Linked DNA regions of Homo sapiens: region 1 is linked to region 2. Evidence: read pairs that join two places in POLR2A ChIA-PET (ENCODE). Cell type or tissue: GM12878. All regions are shown on one strand. Links, peaks and the distances in the headings refer to the core of each region. The heading gives the core; the rest is flanking DNA.

Region 1 (2,905 bases), core at 190-2,689, 64 kb after region 2:
GCCTGTCTGTAGTTTCAGCACCATGGCCAGCGTCCAGGAAGCCACACAGCTTTCTCCATTGTCGTCTCTTAGTTGATCATTTGCATATGCTGAGTCCCTATCTTGGGACTCTGAAATAGAGTCTTCCTGGAAAAATCTAATCAGTAACTTTTTTTTCAGGGCAATATTCAGGCATTAGGGTAAATTGGAAAAAGAGGATGCCAGTTGTTAAGGCGATGTTTTTGGAAAAAAAATAACCCTTACATTCCATGGATTCTGCAAGCAAGTAGAATGGCCTGTTGTGGGGTCGGGGGTGGGGGAGGGGGAGGGACAGCATTAGGAGATATACCTAGTGTAAATGACGAGTTAATGGGTGCAGCACACCAACATGGCACATGTATACATATGTAACAAACCTGCACATTGTGCACATGTACACTAGACCTTAAAGTATATACATTAAAAAAAAGCTCAGAATGTGGGCTCCCACACTCATCAGGACAACTAGAATAATCCAGGGTGTCAGAAAGAGTTGGTTCTCTCCAATCTAGCTGAGAATATCTCTTCCCGGACTTTCAAGATACCAGCTATTGGGTAATGGCCAAACGACAACAGGCTTTAAATCACACCAAACTGCTTTCAAAACCTGAATCTGACCTTGCTATCTTTATGTGCTTGGGAGAGTCACATTACCTGTCTAAGACTCACTTTGCTTTTCCATAAAATGGCACTAATAATGCTGTCTGCTTTGTAAGCATGTTTGGAAGACGGATGATCGGGGATTATTATATTCTGCCTCTCTGTTTAGCTAGGAGGGAAGGCTCCGGAGCCAGGAAGGCTGGGATATGATCATTGCTTTGTCTCTGAAAACTATGAGATTTAGGAAAATTACCCACTTGACTCAATTTTGTCATTTATAAAATGAGGGCAATGCCAGTACCTACCTTATATAGAGTTTTGGTGGAGAACACATAGTTACTGCATGTGACGTGCAAAGTAAACTCTGAACATGTTGTTAGACTCACTCAATAATGTGGGCTATTGTGATCACTACTATAATGTTACTCTAAAAACGATGATAATATTATCATAGTTTTGTGGCTACACAGAGCCTGATAAACTTTGCTCAGTAATAATACCTGTTTTTATGAATCATTGTTAACATTTTCTTGAAGGTCCTTGGACATCTGACATATTCCCTGATTTACTTTCCAAAGTTCTGGGCTCCCCATCTCAAGCTTACAGACTTAGCCTGGACGGATGCCGGCATTTGTTTTTTTCAAATATTTACTCAGCAACATCTCCTGGGACTCGGGACTCTGATGTGCCACATCCTGTATAGGAAACAGGTGATGTGGAAATGAGTCAGACTCAGCTCCTGCCCCTGACAGACTCTGACAGAGAAATCTGCAATGCACTGATAAGACTCTGCTACCAGAAGCTTAGGCGCTGCTGAAACGCAAAAGAGATACCAATTTATCTTTTCCTAAGGAGTGAAGGAAAGCCCCTTGGCCATGAAAACCCCTCAGATGGTACCAAAAATATAGACAATTGATCCAGAGAGGAAAAGAGGGGAAGGAAAGAGTAGAGAGCATCCTCAAATGAGAGAGCAGTGTATTCGGAAGCATCAGTAGCTATGAGAAGCTACAGGCTCAAACAAGGGGAAAGATTTAGGAGGAGAATTATTCTCAATTGCTGGAGTGAGGGGTTGAGCCAAATAGGTTAAATTAAAATTTTCATTGTTGACCATGGAAGGGCTGCGCACTGGGGCAATAGGAGAAACCTCCAGGAGTGTTCAGGGAAAGAAAGCAATTAAACGTGGATCATGTTTTTTGTTGTTGTTTTTGTTTTTTGTTTTTTTTTCTGAGATGAAGTCTCGCTTTGTCGCCCAGGCTGGAGTGCCATGGTGTGATCTTGGCTCACTGCAACCTCCACCTCCCGGGTTCAAGTGATTCTCCTGCCTCAGCTTCTGGAGTAGCTGGGATTACAGTCATGCACCACAAGGCCCAGCTAATTTTTGTATTTTTAGTAGAGATGGGGTTTCACCATGTTGGCCAGGATGGTCTCGATCTCCTGACCTCGTGATCTGCCTGCCTTGGCCTCCCAAAGTGCTGGGGTTACAGGTGTGAGCCATGGTGCCTGGCCAGATAAATTTTTAAAAGAGAGGGAGATTTGGCTGGGCATAGTGGCTCACGTCTGTAATCCCAGCACTTTGAGAGACTGAGGTGGGTGGATCACCTGAGGTCAGGAGTTCGAGAACAGCCTGGCCAACATGGCTAAACTCCATCTCTACTAAAAATACAAAAATTAGCCAAGCATAGTGGCAGGTGCCTGTAACCCTAGCTACTCAGGAGGTTGAGGCAGACGAATCGCTTGAACCCGGGAGGCAGAGGTTGCAGTGAGCCGAGATCACACCACTGCACTCCAGCCTGCAATAGAGAGAGACTCCATCTCAAAAAAATAAAATAAAATAAGAAGATGACTGTGGGAATGGTAAACTGATTTCCAGGATGGGATACCCAAAAGGCACTGCAGACCTGGGGAGAGGGTAGCAGCAATATTGACTTTCATTGTGGACACGGCGAGTAGAAAAGTCCTGTAGGGAACTCTATAGGTTCTTGCCTAAGGGAAGAGTCACAAAGCTGTTGGACAGAAATGGAAACACTACCAAAAGCATCAACGGAGAAGAGAAAAAGGAAAAGAGTACAAGGGATGGGGATAGGGTAGAAAAGGATGATTCTCAACAAGTCAGGATTTCTCCTACCCAAACATCTATGGTATACACCTGCCACTCCTTGCCAATACTTTTGTCATTATATATATATTTGAGACAGAGTCTTGCCCTGTCGCCCAGGTTGGAGTGCAATGGCGCAATCTCGGCTCACTGCAGCCTCCAACTCCCGGGTTCAAGTGATTCTCCTGCCTC
Region 2 (2,905 bases), core at 246-2,745:
ACCAGAGCTATGGCTCCCCTTCCCAGTATGGGATGGCCGGCTCCTATGGCTCAGCCACACCCCAGCAGCCATCCGCACCCCAACACCAAGGGACTCTGAACCAGGTAACATCCTAGCCCAGCTCCCATACCCTGCTCAAGCAGAGGAAGTGTAGATTTTTGAATGAGCTGTCAATGAGGAATGGCTTGTACTCCTTAAGCTGCTTTTTTCCTTCCAAGCAACTCCTGATCTGAAAATGAGGAGGACAGAGCATAGTGTTTGAACCTGGGGTGGGTTTAAGGCTGAGCCAAGGCCAGGGCTGAGATGTTGAAAGACATCTCATCTTTTTCCCTAGCATGGTCACCCACAGGCGTGCACACACCGGCTGGGTTTTGCATTGAATGTGCAGCTTGGAGGAATGGCCGGGCTAGTGCACAGGAGGCAGGTAGACCTGGGTTTGAATCCCAGCTGTCCCACCCCTGGTGTAATTACGCATCTCGGTCAGCTCTCGAAAGCGGGAAGGATGGTAGCCTCATCCTTGGGCTCCATGAGTGTGTGTGCTCATGGGTGTCTTGTGCTCAGATGGTAGCGCTGGAGTGGGTGTGTTGTCGGTGGCTGTTACTCCAGCATTGAAACGCTGCCAGCTGCCGCTTCATAGCTTAGGGCCCTGGGAAGTCGCTTAGTCTCTGAGCTGGAGCCTTGTCAGCTGTGAAAAGGGCTGTTAACAAATGTTAACCTCACAGAGTTACTGAGGACTCGAATGAACTCACATTTGGGAAGGTCACGGGAGGGTTGAGTGCTGAGTGCTGTGACCACTGCGTCCTCACAGCGAGGGCTGAGTGCCACTCGCCAGCCCCAGAATCTGCCTCCCGTGCTCAGCGCCTGCTTCCTTCTGCAGCCCCCAGTCCCCGGCATGGATGAGAGCATGTCCTACCAGGCTCCCCCTCAGCAGCTGCCGTCGGCTCAGCCCCCTCAGCCCTCAAATCCCCCACATGGGGCTCACACGCTGAACAGTGGCCCTCAGCCTGGGACAGCTCCAGCCACACAGCACAGCCAGGCGGGGCCCGCCACGGGCCAGGCCTATGGGCCACACACCTACACCGAACCTGCCAAGCCCAAGAAGGGCCAACAGCTGTGGAACCGCATGAAACGTAAGTTGGCAGAGCTACGTGGAGGTCCGAGCGGTTGGGCCCTCATAAGAGCTCCTGGGTGTGAGGCCCGTGGTGTGTGCTGCTCCTTGTTTCTGGGTGTTGTGATCGCCAGGCTGGGGGTGGGGCTGCTCTGGACCAGGCACATGTGTGCTGGAGCCCTCCTCTAGAACCTGAGCGCTCCTCCCTGCATTTCCACTTCCTCCCGTCCCCTGGGGACCCCTGGATGTGCCGGGGAAGGGCCTAACCATAGCTTTCGCTGCCCTCACAGCCGCCCCTGGGACTGGAGGTCTCAAGTTCAACATCCAGAAGCGACCCTTTGCTGTTACCACCCAGAGCTTTGGCTCCAACGCAGAGGGCCAGCACAGTGGTTTTGGCCCCCAGCCCAACCCTGAGAAAGTTCAGAACCACAGGTGACGTCTGCCCCCTTGCCCCGTCGCAGCCCCACACTCTGCACTCAGCGTCTATGGTCCAGTCCCACTGGCCAGCTGCCCACCCTGAGCCTCAGTGTGCGCCTCTGAAAAGGGCAGAAGGACCCTCTCTTGGGGGTTGCTGTGAGCACTGAAGGAGACAGAAGGAAAACTTGGGGACTGCGTCCCGCTGTGTCAGCTCAGAGTGGCGGTGGGGATGGTCTTTTGAGTTTGGGATCGTCTCCAGCTGAGCCCCTCATCTGTCCTCCCGCAGCGGGTCCTCTGCCCGGGGGAACCTGTCTGGGAAGCCGGATGACTGGCCCCAGGACATGAAAGAGTATGTGGAGCGCTGCTTCACCGCCTGTGAGTCGGAGGAGGACAAGGACCGCACGGAAAAGCTGCTCAAGGAGGTGCTGCAGGCGCGGCTGCAGGACGGCTCGGCCTATACCATTGACTGGAGCCGGGAGCCCTTGCCGGGGTTAGTCTGGGTGGGGGACATAGGTGGGAGGGTGGTGCTGTGAGAGGCATGGGCTGGGTATGGAGGTAGGAGAGTTGCGGGTCCCAGGTACCAGGAGCTCCAAAGAGAAATGAACTGGAAAGTTGGATCCTGGGGGGATGAAGTCCTGGTTGGAGGGAGGCCGGTGGGGTGGGGTGGGGACCATGGGTGCTGGAGAGGCGTGCATTGCTCAGTGGTTAAGCGCACCCTCTGGAGACGGAAAACCTGGGTTCGCGTCTCATTTCTGCACTGTAGTAGCTGAGCCGCCTGGGGTAAGTGCCTTTCCTTTCGGAGGCGGGTCGGTACCTTGAGGGAGGTGGTGGCGGCTGTCCTGCCAGTGTCTGGCGGGGTTGGTGACGCCCTGCCCTGCTGTATTCTCAGGCTGACCCGGGAGCCTGTGGCTGAGAGCCCTAAGAAGAAGCGGTGGGAGGCCGCTAGCAGCCTTCACCCTCCTAGAGGGGCAGGCTCGGCGACAAGGGGCGGGGGTGCCCCGTCCCAGCGAGGGACGCCCGGGGCTGGGGGTGCCGGTCGAGCCCGGGGCAACAGCTTCACCAAGTTTGGCAACCGCAACGTCTTCATGAAGGACAACAGCTCTTCTTCCAGCACAGACTCCCGCTCCCGCTCCTCCTCCAGGTCCCCGACGCGCCACTTCCGCAGAAGGTACTGAGGCTCCCGGCTGGGGCTGTGTGTGAGGGAGGGGGAGGCGTTTCAGGCCTGACCCTCCTGCTTCTTCCTGCAGTGACTCCCACTCAGACTCCGACAGCTCCTACTCAGGGAATGAGTGTCACCCTGTGGGCCGCAGGAACCCGCCCCCTAAGGGCCGGGGCGGTCGAGGGGCCCATATGGATCGGGGCCGAGGCAGGGCGCAGCGT

Evidence for each region. Peaks named below come from ENCODE experiments on the same cell type or tissue, not always from the same donor. Only the 100,000 strongest peaks of a DNase experiment are listed, where the experiment ranks them.
Region 1: POLR2A ChIA-PET joins it to region 2 with 6 read pairs; 2 of 35 experiments call an interaction of 5 or more read pairs at or near these places.

The regions. Positions count from the first base shown.
Region 1 is chr19:54,517,676-54,520,580 of GRCh38, forward strand. All of the region lies in intron 2 of LOC105372460 (a long non-coding RNA gene), which reads right to left. Among named protein-coding and RNA genes, the nearest start is that of LAIR2, 16 kb to the left of the region's middle. In GM12878, for the core only: no CTCF peak of the experiment used is centred there; a DNase peak (open chromatin) is centred at 1,330; H3K27ac peaks cover 807 bases.
Region 2 is chr19:54,453,553-54,456,457 of GRCh38, forward strand. It overlaps LENG8 (leukocyte receptor cluster member 8), which reads left to right. Exons shown (of 16, transcript NM_052925.4): 5 at 1-104; 6 at 878-1,130; 7 at 1,399-1,540; 8 at 1,812-2,015; 9 at 2,415-2,693; 10 at 2,773-2,905. Among named protein-coding and RNA genes, the nearest start is that of LENG8, 5.8 kb to the left of the region's middle. In GM12878, for the core only: no CTCF peak of the experiment used is centred there; no DNase peak of the experiment used is centred there.